2 separate regions of the Homo sapiens genome follow, and region 2 is linked to region 1. The links are chromatin loops, found by intact Hi-C in ENCODE. Cell type or tissue: B cell. All regions are shown on one strand. Links, peaks and the distances in the headings refer to the core of each region. The heading gives the core; the rest is flanking DNA. Region 1 overlaps FMN1 (formin 1). Region 2 overlaps FMN1 (formin 1).

Region 1 (10,673 bases), core at 1,597-9,596:
TCATCTTTGAAGTTAATTATTTTTGTTAGGGAGTATTCAGGCAAGCGGTATAATCTACACCGAGTGTGTGAGTTGGGGGCACAATTATGTAACTGCTGGCCAAACCTTGATTTTTGGACAGGGTCAAATTGGGAAGAAGCAAACAACCATGATTCAGATACATGCCTTATAAGGCTGTGCCCCTTTAGAGGCTCTCTGGTTTCTTTTTAAGACCCTATGTTCTCTTTGTCAAGAAGCTTTTCCTCCCATCAGCAGGACTCAGTCTTCAGGAGTCGTATGGTATAATTATACCCACAAACATCTATGTTATACATGCTACACCCCTGGTACCATGCTGGGAGACAGTTATCAAGATGCTTAAGAAATCAACTGCTGACTGCAAGGCTTTCACAGTCTACTGGGAGAAGGAAACAGTTATGCAACATACCACAGATTCTTAAAGTATACCATCTTCACCTTATGTAAAATATGAGAGAGGTACCATGGCAGAGGAAAAGATTGAGGACTTAATGATGTGAGGGTCAAAGGATGTCCTTCCAGGGCTTTGACCTCTGTGCCATGGAGAGATGAAGAAAGGGAGGAAGCCATGGCATGTTCAGGAATGGGGAAGGACACAGGGTGACTGGAACCCATGGTGCATGGAGAACATGGTAGGAGATGAGTTTGGAAGTGTAATTGAGGCGAGGCAGGGAATGAGCTTAACAACCAGGCCAAGGAGTTTAGACTTCGCCGAGTGTTTAAAGGAAGATATTGGAGGTATGTTAAGCATCACAGTAAAATTTTGAAATCCATGTTTTTAAAAAGTAACCTTGGTACAATGAAGGATGGATTGATGAGAAATATTGAAATTATAGATAAAAATATGATAATACAGACTTGGAGGTACCTGGCATTTCCCTTAAGACACTTGATCCATTATTTTTTGTAATTAGAGTTCTGTGTCATAGACCTTTCCTGTTAATAATGCTTTCTGAAGTTGGGTCTTGAGTGGGGTTTTAAAGGACTGGAAGGGTTTCCTAGTAACCGCGATCAGAAACACCTAAGAATTCGGGAAGGTTGCATTTACAGCACAAATCACTCAGTAGTTGTAGTTTTCTTTCTCTAACTCTTTCCAGATGTTAAAGGGGATAAGGCATTAACAAGCATTAAAACACATTTACAATGTATATATTTGAAATCATGATAGTAATAGCTCATATATACCATTTTGGGCTTATACCATGTTCTACGTGCTATGCTAAGCATATATCTTACCTCACTTAATATTTTCACTAAGTGGTATTAGAGCTGTTTTATAGATATGCTGAAGCTCAGAAAATTTAACATGTCAGGATCACACAATGAGTAAATTTTGCTCTGTCCATGATAGTCACCTTGATTTTTTTTTTTCTATACCTTGAATGTGTTCCTTCAGAAAAAGAAACTTGTCTTTGCAGTTACCTCTCCCTGGGACGTTATTCTCCAAGATAGCCACAAAACTGATCTCTGCAGGTCTTCTCTTAAATGTCACCTCCCAAAGAAGCCTTCCTTGAGCCTTCTGTCTAATGTTGTACATTTCTCTGTTTTACTTTCTTCATAGTAAATTGTTATCTGAAATTATGTATTTACTTGTTTATTTTCTGTCCCCAGACTGGGATATAAATTTCATGAGATTAATTAAGTACTTTGCACTTCTAACTTAAAAATCCACAGTATTTAGAACAGATCCTGTACACATCCAACAAATACTTATTCAAGGGCTGGATGGAGGAATGAATGAATCCATGTCTTCAGAGCCCATGGTTGTTCTCAGTCCCAACCTCTCTGGGTGTTATTTTTCTGCTACTGAACACACTGGAAGGGGCACAGCTGACAATACCATCTGAGGAACTGTGTGCCTGGGCCCCAGACTGATTAACTTTTAAAAACTGAGTATTTACTTACTAGGAAAAGAAACTCACAGGTCATTCTCTTTCTCATTAGTTAAGATTATTTGATTATATCTAAGCTTGTAATATATAGTTACCCAGGATGCATGATTAGTTAACATGTAAACATTTTTGGTAGATTATTGTTTAGAATTTGACCTTTTCTTATGCGCTCATGTTGGTTGATTTTTGTGAGAGAATACTGAGATTTACATAAAATAGACATTGTTTCTGGCTATTTTGGTTTTCAACGCACTAGACATTTAAAAATGCCTGTTGTGTCTGACAAATTAGTGGATTTATGTGATCTCCACACACAAAATAACAGTCTTGAGAGGACAAATCCTTTCTTTCTGTCCTTAAACTGCATTTTTCTTTACTGGTTTCACATTGGCCTTTGTGGATGTGTGATGTTCCTTTGTCTTGGTGGAATCTGAGGTGACTTACTTTGACTCTAGCATATTAACCTCCTCTTTTCTCTCTGTTCCATGTATCTAGGAATAGCTTGCTGATTAACCCCTAAGTTTGAGAAGGTGGCCTGCAAAGGAATTTTAAGTACATTTCTTGCTGTTCTGTGAGGTTCCATGATCTTAGCTCAGTTAATTTTAGCTTTGTTAAAATTGTATGAAAGGGTTCATGTGATTCTAAACCACAGAAGAAGCAAAATACCTCAAAAACAACCTGCCCCTTACCTTGGTCCCCACCTTCCCAAAAACCATGGTGTAATGCAAATGAACAGAATAAATAGTTGACGAGCAAAATTTTAAGGCATTCTAAGTATCACTGGTTGGTTTAATAAAATTAATTAGCCTGCCACGGAGAAAATTTACTAGCGTGCTGGTTAATTTCACAATGTAAAGTCAGGGAAGGGAGGTAGGGTTGAGGGAACAAACCTTATTAGTTTTGAATAATTATTTAAAGATGTGGACCTGCTTATTTCAAACACTTCGATAGCCAAATCCATTAAGGATTTTAAGTCTCAATTTTTGCATCCCAGTATCTATGGGAAGGTACCTCTCTAGATGAAATCATAAGCATATTAGTTAACGGCTAAATTAATCTTAAATAATACAGAACAAGTAGAATCCTAATAAAGCCATGGGAATGAGAGCCTGCCTGAAGACTGGCTCATGGGAGGTTTCCATAATCTTAATTTGCTATTGATGCAATTATTGTTTTTTCTTGTCTTTTTAATCCAAACAAGATGTTGGCAGTGGCCACGGAAAGGTGCCTGAAATCACATGCCTGAATTCATTTAATTTGCCAACATTGTCTTTTTTCTCTCTTTCTTTCTGGTAATGGGCAAGAGTCAGTTCTGGTGCATTAGGTACTAAATCTCTTCAATTACCATCGGGAAGAAAGATTTAAAATTGTGCTTCAAACCTACAAACTGATTTAGTTTTAAAGCACAAACACTTCTCCTGTGGAGCCTAAATTAAACTGCAGAAAGGACTCAGAGCCTGAGGAATTAAACAAGGCAGAGCCAAGGCTCAGGCCAATGATAGGAACCATTTTGGTTTCTTTCATTTGAGACCCCTGGTGCGAAAGGAAGGGGAGCAGAGAGGCACAGCTTGTGTAAGAAAACGCAATACTCTGTTAATTGCTTGGAAGCTGGATGTGGAGTAAACATTGGTGCAGGGGACCTAATCAAATCCCTTATCCTCTTTTCTTTTTGGGTGCTTGGCAGCCATTTTCAATGTGGATGACTCCGTGGTTGATCTGGAGACCCTGGCAGCCTTATATGAAAACGTGAGTGTCAAAGACTTACAGAGCTAGTATTTCCATATTTATCTTCTACCTGAGAAATGACTGAGCTGTTCATGTTCTTTGGTAGTAAGGGTTTTGACGTGGCCTGGAAGAGATTAAGGCATAGAAACACAAGCTTGAATGGGAGTGGATGTGAGAAGCACTAGATTCCTGACTCCCACTGTGGTATCTGGGCTAGCAGATCTCATTGCACACTTGCAAGGCAGGGCATCTCAGGTGGACACCATTTACGTGCCCTGGAACCCAGTCCTGTCACTTGCTGGCCAAGTGAATGAAGGTAAGCTGCCTACTGAAATGATAGCGTGCACTGGTGTCTACTTCTGAAGAATGGGACTGCTAATACCAGCTTGGATGATTACTCTTAGTCCAAATGAGTTGATGATATTGAATGTGGGAAGGTGTGTAGAATGGTAGGTATGTGTTTTGGATTTAGAATGAGACAGTCTTAGGTTTGAGGTCCAGCTGTGTCTACCATTGCCTGCTAAGTGACCTTGGGCTAGTTACTTAAACTTCTTAATCCCGTTGTGATCATCAGTATAGCGGGGATTATAGTAGGCTCTGATTTTTTTTTTTTAGTCAAATGAGGATTTAATATATGTAGCAGTAGCAATGTATTTTGAAAGTCAACAGGACTGTACACATATAAGGTTTTTGATTTGGGTTTTAAGTGGACATAACCAGCAGAATTGTCAGGCTCTCTTGAGAAGACAACACAGGAGAGTCAGAATTCCCATGATTGTTCATTGTTTTGGTTCACTGACTGTTAGGCTACAAAAACATAGATTGAACCACATTCTCTTAAGTAATGGTATTTCCCAGGAAGCTGTCTAGGGCTCTATAGTGTACTGTGGTCACCAGTTCAAAAGATGATTCGTTTCATATTTATGTCCCCTGGGACCTTAAGTTTCTTACAGAAGATTTCCATAGTCTAATAGTCTAGGCTTGGTGGCATCACCAATTCCTTGCTCATTTTCACATCTTTATATGTATCAGGAGCTACTTAGTACAAGTGGGTCGGAACTTCTCACGTTTCCACTAGTAAAGCTTTCGTTAATAAACCAGAAAGTACACAAATACCAGGCCATTGGGAGCTAATTATGCACTTGAATACTTGGAGGTCAGCAAGGTATAGAGGCAGAAAGAGGGAGTTCCAAGTCTGAAGCTCTTTAACAGTTGCTTAGTACAAGCCTCAGTGGAATAATCTGTAAAATGAGGATACAGTGGTTCATGTTAAAGAACTTTGTCAAAGGCAGTACCTTCCAGATGCTTTGTGTTGTTACCATGAGCTCAGGACTAAGCACATGGTTGCCGCTTGTTAGCTCACAGTAGAGATAAGCTTCATTCAACTGAAATAGTTGGATAAATTGAGAAAGTAAGTGACTCAATGCCAAAATAAGTGGTACAGACAATGAGTGCTTACGAAATTTGGAAAAAGGGACGTTGTTGACTAGAAATGAAAGAGCTGCGAGTTCATATAATTTAGGGCTGTTCTAAGAGTAAGGAAACAAATTCTAAGAACAATATTCCCCCAGCCTCCTTACAGAGGAAGAGATGGGGGATTCAAAAGTAGAGCTCAAATAGCTGTACTTCTGTGTCCAGCTGCGTGTACTTGTTAGGTCCATTTGCATTGAATCTCAAACTTGAGCATGCATCAGAATCACCCAGTGGGCTTGCATCCCCCCACCCCCACCCACACCCCAAGTTCTTGTGTCTAGGGTGGGCCAATAATTTGCATTTCTGACAAGTGACAGGTGATGTTGTTGATGCTGCTAGTCTAGGAACCACACTTCGAGACTTTGAGACCCACTGCCATAGCCAGAGTCTCACTTCCCTTTTTTTTTTTTTTTTTTTTGGTTTTGTTTTCTATTTTGATACAGAGAGCCCAAGAGGATGAGCTGGTTAAAATAAGAAAGTATTACGAGACATCCAAAGAAGAAGAACTGAAGCTGCTGGATAAACCTGAGCAGTAAGGATACTTAACATTTTTCTGTTAGGCCAAAAGGAGAACTGCAATTTCTGTCTTCTTGTCTCCCAGCTCAGAATAACCAAATCTAAATGTGCAGCCAGCTAAATCACAACACCGTCATTCCTGTGACCTGTTGCATGCAGCAGGATGACCCTGCTGCCGGGAAAAGCAGCGCTGAGATTTGTGCTGTTGGATACAGTGTGTCTCACCCCCCTCCCCCACCCCAAGAGACTCCCCTTTCTTTTTCTAGCAACTTGTTAATTCCTCCTAGACTAAACAATTTGACCAAAAGGGTAACTGAGGAAGGAAGAAGGCATTGTTCTGTTTAAGGTTCTCTTGATGAAGTTAAAAAGATGATATCAGAGTCACAGAATTCAAGTTTATTTTCCTAAAGGTCATATCCAGTAAGTGCAGCCTGAATGTGCTAGCTTTTCCCCAAACTTCTCCACCTGCTCTGCCCAAATGTGGCTTTTTCTCACCCTCACTCTGTACATGCTTGTTTTTCTCTCCAGTCACTATCTATGGCTGCTTGCTCTGTTGTTTGTGATGCCGTTCCATAGGCTTTGAAGACCCAGAACTCCGGGGTGTAACTGAGTGACTCTTGGGGTCTCGAAGCCATAGATAAGCTCCCGGGGCTCTGCAGCCCCACGACCCTGCCCAGCTTTCCAGGGCTTAGGACTCTGTGAGACTGTAAAATGGGTTCAGAGGACCTGTGTCCTCTGACACAGGTTCAGAGGGCCTCTTTTGCCTGTTGCTACCTTGAATTTTTTTTGTCCAGTTCAGGCCAACCCTCTCAATCTAGAGATGAGGCAAGTGTAGAAAATGAAGCAGAAATGGAGCTATCAGATCAGGGTTACCAGTCAGCCCTAGAAACTTCCAAGGTTCTCCGGCTTGCACTGGAGTTCCATGCCTTGTCCCTTGGGTCCTCTAGAAACGGGTCCCCAACCCCTGGGCCACAGACTGGTACCAGCCCATGGCCTGTTAGGAACCAGGCCACACAGCAGGAGGTGAGTGAGAGACAAGCCGGCATTACCACCTGAGCTCCGCCTCCTGTCAGATCAGCAGCAGCATCAGATTCTCATAGGAGCACAAACCCTATTGTGAACTGCGCATGTGAGCGATCCAGGTTGCACGCTCCTTATGAGAATCTAATGATTATCTGTCACTGTCTCCCATCACCCCCAGATGGGACCATCTAGTTGCAGGAAGCTAGAGGGACCATCAGGGCTCCCACTAATCCTAGATTATGGTGAGTTGTATAATTATATCATTGTATGTTACAATGTAATAATAATGGAAATAAAGTGCACAATAAATGTAATGTGCTTGAATCATCTTGAAACCATCCCACCTCCAACCCCAACCCCTGGCCTGTGGAAAAATTGTCTTCCTCGAAACCGGTCCCTGTGCTAAAAAGGTTGGGCACAGCTGCTCTAGAATACCTCAGTCCCCATGGATGCCTGGACATTTAGACTCAGGAAAACATCTTAAATGGCTGAGGATGGGAGTTGGGAAGAGAATTCTGGGTTTACTCAGTTGACGACAAACCTACATGATGGTTCTGGGAACCTTGGATGACTTGCTCTCACATGGAGCATGGTCCAGGATCCCCCCTCAAAGTAGGTTTCTAAAGCCTAGGAATATTGTGAATCAAGTCAAGTGAGGTTCCCTTGCTGTCTTGTTCCACTGACTTGAGACACCTTCCTTACCAATCCCTACCCTCAACTGATCCTATAGTTTATTTCCAAGTCATATTTCCTATTATAACAAATGAATCCCTCTTACGGTGCTAATGACTGAAAGTAAAGTGATTAATAATGGGCTGTTTCAACACTGAAAAGGCCATTTGGTTGTATTGGGGCACAGTGGGCATATCAAAGCACTTGGGTAGTGCTGGTTATACCAAGTTACACAGTAATATTCTCCTCTAAGCCTGGAGTTGGCAAACCTTTCCTGTAAAGGACTAGATAGTAAGTCTTTTAGGCTTTGTGGCTTACGGGATGTTACAAATATTCAAGTCAGCCATTGCTGTGCCAAAGCAACCACAGGCAGTATATAAACAAATGGGTATCGCTGTGCCCCAATGACATTTTACTTATGAACACTGAAATTTGAATTTCATGTCATTTTTACATGTCATAAAATGTTGTCCTTCTGTTGACTCTTTTTTCAACAATTTAGAAACGTAAACATCGTTCTTTTAATTCATGGGCCATACAAAAACAAGTGGTGGCCTGGTTTTGGCCTGTGGGCTGCAATTTGCCAACCCCTTAACCACCGAGCAGCCCTTGTTCTAAGCTATGGGAATGGCTGATCCGGTGAAATGAACAGGCAGGGAGAGATCATGCGTTTCTGCTACTGTCCTAATTATTGTTCTAATTGCCGGGACTTAGATAATGGTAGCAGGTAATTAACACACAACTTACTCTTGTTTTCTCTACTGATGATCTAGATAGAAAAGCATTTTTAATGTTTATAAATGGTCATTGTAATGGCTTCGTGAACACGCAAACCCAGCAAAAAGGACTGTCATGCTGTGCTGGTGAGGTGACTTGCCTGGGCTCAGTTGCGGGAGGGTGAGGCACGGATAGATGGGGGCCTTCAGACCTGGGTGCATTTCACCTTTGCTACCAACCTCCTGCACAAACCAGCATTTGTTTGATTTATGCCACTCTGATTCTCTGGCAACTTATTTGCCATTAACTCCAAGTGAGTCGACTATAAGCATGTTTTACATACTGGAAAATATGAATCATTTATAGTTTTAACGTTGCAGTTTCCTAAGAGCCCTGTGGTGCCCAGTCCTATAAATCAGAGCATGGAGAGGCTGGCCTCATCACTCACCTCATCAACTCTCTTACACTCCAGTGCCAGATTTAGAAAGCCATTGCCCACAGAGGTGTCATCTGTTTGGGACCAGGCTGTCTGAGAACCACTCCCTCTAGGGATGGCCGTTGACTCTTATGCTGCCGGGTAATGGTTGTGAGGTGAGGCTCTACTGGGTTTGATTAGGCCTGGTACACACTTCTCATGGCCTAGGGTGAGAACACTATACACAGTCTATTGTGATTTTCATGAAGGTCCACAGCTGCCTTGGGGCCCCCACACAGTAGACTCTGTTAGTGTAATCCTCCATCGAAGAATGCAGGTTGCAACATTCAGTTATGCTATGTGTATCGCCTATGTGCACATACACCTTAGGTGATACCATTCAGAAATTTAGGGATAATAAATCAAATGTTAGTCTCTTAAAAACATGAGCCACATTGCTTCATTCCACCCGTCAGCTGAGTTGCTGCTGTAGATGTGTAACCCAAATAATGTGAGACACAGAACGTCTTTCATATATTAGAAGCTGAAGTTGCAGTCCTTCCTAGAAGTATTAGCCTACATTGGAGAAAGAAGGGAAGGATCCCTCATTTGTGGCTTCTTTTGGGAATATTTAGTCTTCTTTCTTACTGAACCTAGAATGTAAAGTTAGACTAGCCCAAAAGGAACTCAATCCATAAATATTCAGAAGTACCAAGGCCCAGTGTCCAAGATCCCATGCTTGGGAATATTTAAGAGAGTTACTGTGTTTGCTCTTGTGGGTAGAGGATAAAACAGTAATGGGGCAGGGCAGGGGAAGAGAAGCTATTTGTCAGATGCTTGCTTCACAGCCTTCAAAGTAACCCATACCTCTGGTAGCTTAGCAGATAAATAAGAGAGGAGCTATGGTGCTCCTTGCATGGCTGTTTTTGGATGGCAAGGGTCATAAAACTCTATTTTTTTCCTCCAAATTTGCTTCTTTATTATTTTGTATTTTCGCTATACCCAATATCCACGCCAAAACTGCAAAGTCATCCTGGACTCTTCACAACATCTCTTAGGAGTAGGTTGCTCTGGGTCTTGTTACCTTAGCAGCTTCCTCATCCATTTGCCCCTCTCCATTCACACTGCAAGCCCCTCTTACCTTTCCTCTTGGAAGATTACAGCTGTGGTCTAGGAGGTCTCCCAGCCTCAAATTTCCTCTCCCATCCAATCAGCTGAGCTGCTGCCATGGAGATTTTCTACAACAAAAAGCAGAAACTGTCACCTTCCTGTTTAGAACCCTTCATTCGTTCAGAAGTTTAAACCCTGTATTTTAGAATACAGAACACAATTTTAGCATCTGCCTTCTACTCACTTCCCCCACAGATACCATTCAGCCTATCTGGGCTCTCCCGGCAGTTTCTCACATGTTGTGCGTGAGCATCACAGGGCTCCGGGGACCCTAGCTGACAATGTTCCCCCCATGACACTTGAGTGTCCTGCATTTGCTTTCCTAGCTCCTCTTCTGGATCCATCACCGAGAGCACTCATTCACACTCCACAGTAATTGTTGGTTTACTTCTCAGATTATCAAGATGGGACTGTAGATTAAGCTCTGTTCTCAGATCTTCGCATGGTCCCTGACACACTGTAAATGCCTCATACATTCCTAAAGGACAGACTGACATTCTTGGTGACTGATCTTCTAGTATGAATTTTCAAGTCTTTCCAAAAGTAATGTAAAATTATGATCTTTTCTCCCCCCTCCAACTCTTCGTATGGGTTGCAGACCCTTCTGCTTAAAGAGGACATTGGAACATTTAAGATTCTTTAAGAGCTTTTCCAGTGCAAGCCCTAACCCCAGAAAGGCTTTAATCCTAGAGAGCCTTGCAATTCTATCCTACCCTTTCTTGCGTAACATACATTGATAAGACTATGGTCTTGTCGCCTCATATTGGTCCTATGCTTCCTCTTTTGAGATTAGTTATAGGTAACTATTCATTCAGCATTTTCTGCTTTTCATCTAAGTCCTTTTTGGTGAGCCGAGGCATTGATCTGTATATTTTCCCAGGTGGTGTCTGTAACTGCTTCGCTCACTGTGATAGGAAGTGTACATGCTCTGGGAACTTGGGTCCTGAATGACGCCTCATGGGTCACATTTAGAAGGGGAGAAATGCAGGGCCCTTCTTTCAGAATAGCTCAGCATCTGAATAAATACGTCTTCCCCAGACTCATTACAGGAT
Region 2 (10,673 bases), core at 1,831-9,830, 75 kb after region 1:
TGATTTCCACAGTCTGTCAAGAGTATAAATGAGAAGTCTGAGTCTCTTGTCTCAAGAAGCCAAGCTTCTGATGTAGGCAGATAAAAGAAACTATGTTTGGAGTAGCTTATCATCATTAACAACCATAAGCATTTCCTGGCTAATGGCTCTTCACATGTAAAGTGCCCTGCTGTGGAATCCGGGGGCTTCAGGTCCCTGGTGCTCAAGTTGTTTACAGTCCAGTCTACGAGACAAGCAGAACACTAAAATGGGAACTAGTGTAGCAAATGCCAAGCATCCAGTGAAGTCTGAAAGGGCTAGAAGTTCACCTGAACACAGTTGTCCTTGCTGCCAACGCCTGAAGGGTGGGTTGGTGCTGACGCTCCGTGGTTGAGACTTTTACGTGAATGGTTCAAAATGTCCTGTCCTCAGGGAGAGGGGTTCCAGTTCTGCTGGGAGTGGGTGGGCAGGGTGCAGAAAGCGGTAGACCCGAAGCTGCCTGTGAGAAGCCAGCCGCTGGAACCCATCTTTGCTTGGCTTGCTGGTCCTTGGCTTTGATCTGGGGGCACTTTCTCATGAGAGTTCTTCCTAGTCCTCCTCTGTCCCATGTGACAGGCTCCTCCCAGTTTGGTCCCGTTTCAAGGGAAATGAACTGTTTGTCCAGTCACCATCTCTGGGCTGTGTAAACAAGCAGATGGGCAATTAGTGGCTGTGTCAGGGCCTTGGACTGCTGCTGTGCTTGCACAAATGGAGACTCATCACTCATCTTTTGGACTATCGTCGTGCAAGCATGAGATAATGGGGACTGCTGGGCTCTCGAGATTTCTTCATGTTGTTTAGATTTCAGTCTTCGTGTCACAATCCTATTGTTCAAGCGTTCTGGCAACAGCCACTGTCATTCAGCTCATTTGGGAGAAAAAATAATAATTTGGATTCTGTTGCCTTGATTTTTTTCTCATTAAACCATTTTTTAATGAGCAGGAAGTAGGACCAAGGCATAGAGATCTGTAGGGTAATATCTTTCCTTAATTAGCCAAATGCTGACAACAGAGGTCACCCAGTTGCAGGAGATTTTTGCCCTCCCGCTTTAAGCGGGGCTTTAAGCGGGCATGTGTGTTGTACACACAGGCTGGAGGCCAGGAGAGGACAGAGCCTGCAGTCAGGTCACTCGTAACCCCACGGCTGCTGCTGTTTGTGTTTACTTGAGCATTCACTGCGCCTGCTATGTTTTCCTCTTGGATCCAGAATGCCAAGAGGGTCCCTTCAATCTGCCATTTATCTCCTCTTGAGATGCACAGAAATCGGGCACCAGTTGCTCAGTCTCCAGACTGTTCTCAGCATCAGACAATGGCCCTGTGTTTCCTTTGCTCTTTTTCCATACATTGGCCTCACCTCTCCGATTTTTTTTCTTTCTCCCCTTCCGCTTTTAATTTTTTCTCTCTTACCTCGGTTTGAGCGTCTGCCTTCTTTCATAGCTTTCTGTTTTCTCTCAGCATCTCCTCCACCCCCTTATGTTTTCAGTTTCTTGTGACTCGCTCTCCAGATTCCTTCATATTCAGGAATCACTGTCTTTGCCCAACATTGTTGTGAACGTGCCGGCCTTTTATTGTGGTTGTTCATCCCTTTCCCTCTTGCCTTCATTGCTCCCCGAGCCCTCCACCTCAGCCTCCTAAAACCTTTGAAGTTCTTCAGACTGGAAGTGTCTCTGGATCATGCTACATAAATGAGGCAATAGCACTTGGGATCCATTCAGCATGAGGACTGTGGAAATGATAGTCTTTCTCCCATTTTGCCCTAGGATGGGCATCTGTTGATGGGCAAGGAATTAACAGAGAGCACATCCCATTCTCTGTGACCAATCACTACTATTCTTTTTCAGTTGTTCATTCAGCATTTATAAGTTATCTACTATATGTGAGACTCTGAGGAAAAAAAGAAGAATCAGACACTATTCCAGTCTAAAAGACCCTATATATCTGACGCAAAATCTTACTCCACCTTTCAGGAGCATTAGATATAGCTGATCAAATGATGGATTGAAAACTCCTTCTTGCTTTAGGTCCTAACCCTCTTTTGTCTTCTCTCTACTTCATGGGCATTCCTCAATCTCCTAAGCTGGTTCTTCATCTTCCCAATCTCTAAACACAAGAGGGCTTCAGGACTCAGTCCATGAACCCCTTGCCTTATCACTGGGGTTGCTGAGGTGCATAGAACCTTGAGACTTTCTGATGGATCAAGCATATAATAAAGAGACTGAGGGAGACAAGAGAAGTCACTGTCGCCAGAGTTAGATTCACTGCCACCGCCACCCCCAGGAGCCGCCAGAACCCTTATGTCGCCACCACCACCCAGATCCCTGCACCATGACATCAGAGAAGACCTTCAGGCCACACCACACCTTTGAACAAAGAGTAGAAGTTTGACTTCTCCGAGAGCAGCATCCACCCAAAATCTTGGTAGTAACAGAACGATACAAGGCTGAGAAGCAGCTTCCCGTCCTGGATAAAGCAATGTTCCTTGTACTGGACCACATCAACCTGAGTGAGCTCATCAAGATCATTAGAAGGTCCTTCCAGCTCAGTGCTAATCAAGCCTTCCTCCTGGCGGTGAACAGACACAGCATTGTAGCAGAGTGAGAAGGATGAAGATGGATTCCTGTACATGGTCTGTGTCTCCCAGGAGACAATTGGAATGAAATTGTCAGTGTAAAACTGAAAAAAAAAAAATGCATCTATTTTAGAATTTTTAAACCTTTACCAAGGAAAAAATAAAGGAATGTTACCCACTGAGATCGATCAGTTCATCTAATCACAGATCGTCAAACAGTAGTGTTCCCACCTAGGAGTGTCAGGAAGTTGTGTTTGTATTTGAAGCAGAAAACTGGGCTCCAAGTGAGCACGTTCAGCTTTGGAAACTATGTTATTTAACATAGGCTAGCTTGTTTTCAGATTTTAAAAGTTTAAAAAGAAAATACTTTGCATTCTAAAAAAAAAGAGAGAGACTGAGGGAGATGTATGCTCAAGCAATGGGTGTATCCTCTTGTTCTTCACCAAACAAGGGGAAAGTTTTACATTCATTTACATTCATTTTACAAGTTTGTAAGACATATACAGCTTAGGGAGAAAAATATGAAGGCCTCGGTTCTGGGGAGAAAGCATGCGGGCATTTGTAGTACTGAGACTAAAAGTAAGGGGAGAAAGAGTTGCTGAGGTAAAGCTAAGTTAGAATATGAATTATTGCTACTATAAATGACACTAAATAGAACCTGTGAAAAAGGAGAAAATGTGAACTATACTATCCTCCTAAATAAAAGTAAATTATGATACCAAAAGCTTTTAAAAGTTTTGCCATTCCCAAACCGCCATGCAGTTGGCTTTGTGACTTTGGACATTCTCAGAGGGAAGGCATCACCTTTTAGAGTTTGTGAATTTGAATGAGTTTGGGTTTGTTTGGAAGCAGAGCTACATCAGAAATCTAGTCCCTTTCTTCCTAAAAGCACAAGGCTGCTAGTGAGCAGCCTTGTAATCCCAGCTGTGAGCAGTCGCTCACACCTGTAATCTCAGGACTTTGGGAGGCTAAAGTGGGAGGATCACCTGAGGCCAGGAGTTCAAGACGAGCCTGGGCAACATAGGGAGGCCACATCCTACAAAAAATTTTAAAAACTGGCTGGGCCATGATAGCATGCATCTGTAGTCCCAGGTACAGAGAGGCTGAGGTGGGAGGAACACTTGAGCCCAGAAGATTGAGGCTGCAGCGAGCCATGATCATGCCACTGCACTCCGGCCTGGGTAACAGAGTGAGAACCTGTCTCAAAAAAATAATAATAATAAAATAAAAACAGAAAAAGAAGAACAGTGTGAAAGATAATGCATGAAAAGCTCTTTCTTTCTTATTTTCATGACTTTACAAGCTTCACTTTCTGCCTTCCCATTTTGTACCACACAGACATTTACCACTGGGAATCTTCCTTGTCTGTGTCCCAAGGTTATCTGAACACCAAAGTTACACTTAAGAAGGAAAGGTTGTCAACTCAGGAGGATTGAAATAGAATTCCCTTGGAATCACCCCATAACATCTATTTGAAAACAAACCCTTCCAAACCATCACATCATGGAAATCACAGTCCATGGTGAGAAAACTGCCAAGTTTTTGAGGTTGCAACTTAGAACACACACCAAAAAAGTGTGTCTTCATCTCCAAGCATCTTTGGTTTGGAAATTGGGATAATAGGGCATCTGATCAGGCTTCCTCAAAGAATATCCAGTATTTTCCCGGCTTCCGGCAGCAGAAACCTGGTTGGTGGTCTAAGCCAGGAAGAAAAAGATATTTCACTTTGGAAGAGGAAAATAATTCTAAGTTTATTTTTTTAGAGCCACGATTTAGAAAAAATAATAAAATAAGAGATGCCTCTTATTTAAAATCAGTTTTCATTGTATCTGAATAGTCTGCTTTCCCTTGTTCATGAGTATCTGTGATTACGTGGTCAGGCCTGACACGTATCCCAGCTAGGCTGGGTGACATCCCTGTGTCCTGCCCTCTCCTCCAGCTCTTCCTCATGGGCCTGCTCACTAGCAGCCTTGTGCTTTTAGGTAGAAAGGGACTGGATTTTCTGATGTTGCTCTGCTTCCAAACAAACCCAAACTAATTTAAATTCACAAACTCTAACAAAGGTGATGCCTTCCCTCTGAGAGTATCCAAAGCCACAAAGCCAAACTGCAATGGCAGTTTCAGAACAGCAAGACTTTTAAAAGCTTTGGTGTCATAATGTTATCATTTTGAAGGGTTCACCTGAATAAAAGCCTTAGATTTCTCTGTGTGGTGAATATGAAGCACCCATTCTAAAATTAACCAAGGTGATCAGAGGGAACTAGGGCTTCTCCCCTTTAAACAGTGATTCTGTTTTCAAGATCAGTGGAAATAAGAAAAAGATGGAAAACTATTTGTTCAAAGAAAGGTACTACCTAGATTACCTTTATTTTCTCACTTCTTGCTGCTGCTGCCTTGTCTTAGGGAAAAATTGCTGAAAATAATAACGGTGGGAGTAAGAGAAGGCTAAAAGGGAGATGAGTTTCAGCCACATTTGGAGAAAGGAAGAATTAGATGAACAGAGCTTGGATGATGGCAGTCGGTTTCTTTGTTTGGAGGAACTATTAATAGTCTTGATTTAGCCCTTGAGCTCCTGTTTTCTGTCTTTTGTTTGTGTTTTATCTGTCTGATTTTTTCCTCCTTGAGGCAGCTTGAAATGTGAAAGGGCAAGGGAACAGAGCTAACGTAGGGTGGAAACATGGTTATATGTAATTAAGGTCTTACTTCCTCAATTTGCTACTACTGAAGCCCAAGGGAGACCAAGTTCTGTTCCACACACCATGTGAGAGGAAGAGGTTGACTAAGATGAGCTAGGCAGTTTTATCAGCTTGTTGGTCAAGGGATGTAGGATCCTGAGATGGATTCAATATTTTGGTTGATATTAACAGAAATATAATTTTTAATTTTTTTCCAAAGAACCAGACAGAAGTTTAAGAAAAGAGTTTACCATCCAAGAATTTAATTTGCTTTTCATCAGAGTATGACAAAACAGGCATGCTAGGGTCCAGCCTCAACTAACCTGAGTTGGTGAAAGGAAACAGAACTGAATTGGAAATAAATGCCAGGAGGTTCTGAGAATCAGAAAAAATGATGAGAAGGGTCAGGGTGAAGATGACAAAGGGCGATGGTTCTCAAAATCCTGCTGCAGTGTGAGAAGTAGCTGCCTTTTAGTGTAAGGTCTGGGCTTATGGAGGAACCCAAGAGAGTAAGAATGGAGTCAGCAAATTCATATTTAAATGAATATGCCCACATTCCTTTGCCCTATTGATTCCAGAAGTTGAAATTGTGGCCTTTAATGTGTTTAAGCCCTTAGATCATTTGCTAAGAGTTCAGGGGGAAAAAAGCAGCTGGTTCATCTCTGGTATTTTCAGATGGGTTTTCTTTACAGAAGTTACTCATAAGTGGTATTTTCAATGGAGACCTTCAGAAAAAAGATGCTTGGATATCTCATCAGGTTTCAGAGAAGTGTTCAGACTTGTTAACCCTTTTAACTCAGCTAAATGTCCATTAAACCATAAAACAAAGTCCATTACACTTTTGGGCCGGGGACTTGAGTGACTGACTCACTCACCCTGGGATGTTGCTCATCTCCTGTATGGACTAATATTGGGGCTTATTAGATCATGGGGGTCAGAAGGCTCACTTCCTCTGTGCTTGGATGCTGGGGCTGTTTTGATGCTAGTTGGCTTTCTGTGGGTCTTCTCCCTTATCAGTAGAGGATACACCCCACTTCTCCAGATGAGTCCCTTATAAAACAGCTGCTGCTTCATAAGACATTCCCTTAACCCAAGCCCTTTCCTCCCTATCAGTTACACTAATTGAAGATCAAAACCATTTCCCCCCACCTCCCATTACGTATTTTCTACTTATCCTCTAAGAAAAGAATTACAGGTTAGGATTACTCTAGAAGTGGTAGCTGTCAGTAGAGGAATGACATCCTAAAATATGACCATTAGAGACAAGAAGAAATTAGAAAGCTAGCATGCAGTGGGCATTTAATAAACAGCTGCTGGGAGTGGTGGCGGTGGAGAAGAGCAGAGCAGAGGAGGAGGGGAGAAAGGAGGAGTTGTAAAGTGGGAAAAAGGAGCTAACACTTTAGAAGGACAAAATGGCGGCAAAAAAGTCTGTCCCTTGGTTTTCTCCCATTGACAAATCTAAGACTGATGATGTCTACCCTACTTCCTACCTCTCACAAAACAACATTAGAAGGCAACATATTTAGGTAACCCGGGGTCATAAAGGAGAGTTGAAATAGAAGCTTCAGCAAATAACCCCCGTATCATCAGGCCTTGGATTATCAGCAATTCCAAGCACTACCTGAGTCTCCATCTCAAAAAGCTCTTCCTTCTGCTGGCTGGAGTGCAGTGGCGCGATCTCAGCTCACTGCAACCTCCACCTCCCGGGTTCAAGCGATTCCCCTGCCTCAGTCTCCCAAGTAGCTGGGATTACAGGCACTCACCACCATGTCTGGCTAATTTTTTGTATTTTAGTAGAGACAGGGTTTCACCATGTTGGCCAAGATGATCTTGATCTCCTGACTTCATGATCTGCCCGCCTCGGCCTCCCAAAGTGCTGGGATTACAGGTGTGAGCCACCGCACCCAGCCCCCTCTGCCTTGAAAATACTCACAGCATCATCTCAACAGCCAATACACTGAAACCCCTCTCCACACTGAAGCACAGTTGTCTGTGAAGAAAAATTAGGGAAGCCATAGAGGAACAATAGCTCCTTTGCAAATTACAGCTTCATCAGAAGGAAAGTTGAGGCAGGCATATAGTATTTTATTTTATACACCACAAACAGACAACCCCTAGACTTGGAATTCAGAATTAACAAAAGCATTAAATCCATCGGGCTTTGAGAAGGGTCAATGTTTTTTCATATGTCTTCCCTGCTACCATTATTTGCATAACAAATCGCTGCAAAATGCATTCATGTCAGATGTTGGAAATAAACTCTTTGGGGTATAGCTATTTTTAAACAACCCATAGTTATACGGGTGTTTTTAAAACATTCAAAGCCTGAGTTTATGTTTCAAATCATAAGTGATCACAGGAACTCTATATTGTTGGTCTGGTGCTGACCTACAGAACAGAGTCTGAAGTCCCTCAGAAATGATGATGTTTTAAAGAGTTACAAAAGTTCACATTGGCTGTAGATTAAAGCCCTGTATTTCTAGGCAGGTACACAGAAATCCCTGGTGCCAGTTTCTACCTCCACTTTGGAGAGCATTGAACTTTCTTTGCAAATATTCAAAATACTTCCCCACCAGAAGATTTTACTTACTGACACCGGGAACAGGCATCCCCACCCACATTCTTCATCCTTAAGAATCAGAAGTTAGAAAAAAAAAAAAAAAGGCTGCATTCTTTGAGATTATTTGCATGAGTGGATTATTTGTGTCAGTCTCTGAGAGATTATCTTCATAGTCTCTAGTCTACTTGTCCAAGCTTACTATTCCCACAAAAGATTTTTCCTGTGGTCTAGGGAGTCTCATGATTGCCTCCCTGGACCTATGCAATACCAACCTCCCCACCCCACACACACTTTCCTCCCCTGCAGCCTCTGCAAAGCCCTGGCTCCTGGGGCTCCTTGAGCTTGGACTGCCAGCTCCACTTCCCGTGTTCTAGGCAAGCAGCAAATACCCTTCAAAACTGCCATCAAGCCCCACCTGTTTTATAAAAACTTCCCAAGCTTCCATGATATGTGCGTTATATTATTAGCAACGGTATTAGCCAGGTGCCTGTATTCCCAGCTACTCGGGAGGCTGAAGCAGGAGAATCACTTGAATCCAGGAGGTGGAGGTTGCAGTAGCCGAGATCATACCACTGCACTCCAGCCTGGTTGACACAGCGAAACCCTGTCTCAAAAAAAAAAAGTAAAAATAATATTAGCTAACATTTATTTAATACTCTCAGCCAAGTTTGATACTAAGTAATATCTCATTTCTCATTGAATAAAAAAACCCTTGAGGAAAGCACTATTATTATCTCCATTTTACAAAGGAGGAAATTGAACTCAGATGGGCTGGATCTATGTGACTTAAAGGAGGACCTCAATCAGGACAGGTTAAGAATCCAGCATGGGGGTTTGGTGCCTTGGACTAGAGTGGTTGAGTAAGTGGCGGGAGATTATAGTGGTGGGGGGTGTTTGGAGGATACAAACCACTAGACTTTTTGGTGGCTTGGATCCTGCCCTCCCGATCTGAAAGGTTACATTTCATCCCGTCTTTAGATGTCATTTGCACTACTTGAACACTCCCCAGGGCCCTCGCTGCTCCTACCCCTAATTGATTTCCACCTTTCTTCATATGTGAGTTCACATGATGACGTCTCCTCGGACAGGGAGGGCTTTTCTTACATATACTCCTGGGAAAATTAGGTTTCTACTCAATAATATAACTGCCCCTCTTTCTGTTACCTCTGTGGCACTTCTTTCAATTTTTAAATATTTGAGAAATTACTTAGCTGATACGAGAGGGAAGATGTCTATTTCACACTTTATTTATAGTATCCTCTTTACTTACCATGCAGTGGTACTCAGTGAAATACAGGTTGAAGCTGTCCAAAAAAGGAAAGAATTTAAAGGAGTTCCTCCTCATTTAGATCATAAATGGAATGGAATTCCTTCATAAAAGCAAATTCATCTAGAGGTGAAAACAGGACTCAAAAAGGAAAATTAAACTATTTCAACCACTATCTCACCAAAAGAACAACTCCAAAAATGTGATCTGGAGGGAAAAACAATCAAACTAATGAAGAAGAGAAGACAATGAGTCAGGAGTGACTATCCCTTACAATAGGGGTGATTATTTTTAAAAATCTGTCTTTATCTAATGGTCAGTGGCACTCAGTTATATGGCCAGACACAAGAATTAGAAGATTTTAATCTCCTGTCATTTGTTATTTCATATCCAATAACTTCATTTACTTTTTTTTTTTTACTTTATTTTTGGTCTTTGGCCTTCCAGATCCCCCAAATTTTGGATAGCCTGAATGTGGGATGATCCTGTATTCAGAGAAGTGAATTTCCCTTCACTAGTCCATTTGCTTTTAAAAATAAAGAAGACATTAAAATGAGTTGCAGATATAAGTAATCCTTATTTAGTTATTTTGCTTTCTCAACCAGCATAAGGTCTCTACATAAGGACAAAATTTGGATTCAGTACCTCCTAACTCTGCCACGTGGGAGAAATGTGTCCCCCCTCATTTCTGTGTGGGTATTTGTCTAAATCTTGTCTCCCTTCCCACTACTGAGGTCTCACAACTTGAAGAGTTCTATCTAGATATAGAACATGGTTATATATGCTGGTAACAAAATAGTTGTAACTATTTTCCTCACTCACGAATCTTACCCTTTAAACAGGTAAAAGAGTGATTTACATGGATTGGCAGGAGTCAGAGAATCCTTATTGCTTTTGTAAGCTGAGACAATATGCCCAGTCCATACCAACACCAAATAAGGTATCTTGGAATGTGATTGCATCCATATGCTTTCAGCTCATGCAATATAGGCACAGAGAACCAATTTTAGGAAACTGGCCTCAAAGGAAGGCACGGGCTCTTGATTAGATTCCCACCATTCTACTCCAGCAGCCACATATAGAGCCCTTAATATTAATTTTAATGTAAGTTGGAGGAAATTTTCCAATCTTTGAAAACTATCTTTCACCCCCCTCTCCTGGGGGCCTGTGTTATTCACCAGCTAGAAACACTAGCAGCTGGAAGCAGAAGATGGCTTGTCTAGTCCTCCTGGATGCATGCATTTAAAGAGCTGTAAGGTTGACAGAACTTTCGCCGGAGCGCATGTTTTTAACTTAGTAGGAATAATAGCTTGGTCTCATAAACTGTTGTGCCATCTTAGATTATATATTGCATGGCAAATTTTTGTTATTGGGTATTTGTCTAGTTACATCAATATTAACTAGAGTAGACCTTGAGAAAGCAGAGAAGGAAATTTTGCTTCATTTGGGCTGGAGTTTTGCTATCCAGTTTCTGAGTTCTTGCACATTGCATTTTGAGTCTGTGACCAAATGACCTGCCTCTTGCTCCAAGTAAACAAATACTGACATTCTTGCCATCCACCAGTGTCTTTCCTCTAGGGGATGA

Evidence for each region. A loop is a pair of places that touch in the nucleus more often than their neighbours do. Peaks named below come from ENCODE experiments on the same cell type or tissue, not always from the same donor. Only the 100,000 strongest peaks of a DNase experiment are listed, where the experiment ranks them.
Region 2: a loop joins it to region 1, with 7 times the contacts of the local background. A loop is called at or near these places in 2 of 110 quality-filtered maps.

Annotation. Positions count from the first base shown.
Region 1 is chr15:32,903,457-32,914,129 of GRCh38, reverse strand. FMN1 (formin 1) reads left to right here. Exons shown (of 21, transcript NM_001277313.2): 11 at 3,595-3,656; 12 at 5,552-5,640. Among named protein-coding and RNA genes, the nearest start is that of GREM1-AS1, 190 kb to the right of the region's middle. In B cell, for the core only: no CTCF peak of the experiment used is centred there; a DNase peak (open chromatin) is centred at 5,499; H3K4me3 peaks cover 1,673 bases; H3K27ac peaks cover 1,376 bases.
Region 2 is chr15:32,828,996-32,839,668 of GRCh38, reverse strand. All of the region lies in intron 17 of FMN1 (formin 1), which reads left to right. It also overlaps the pseudogene LOC107984761. Among named protein-coding and RNA genes, the nearest start is that of GREM1-AS1, 120 kb to the right of the region's middle. In B cell, for the core only: no CTCF peak of the experiment used is centred there; a DNase peak (open chromatin) is centred at 5,308; H3K27me3 peaks cover 25 bases.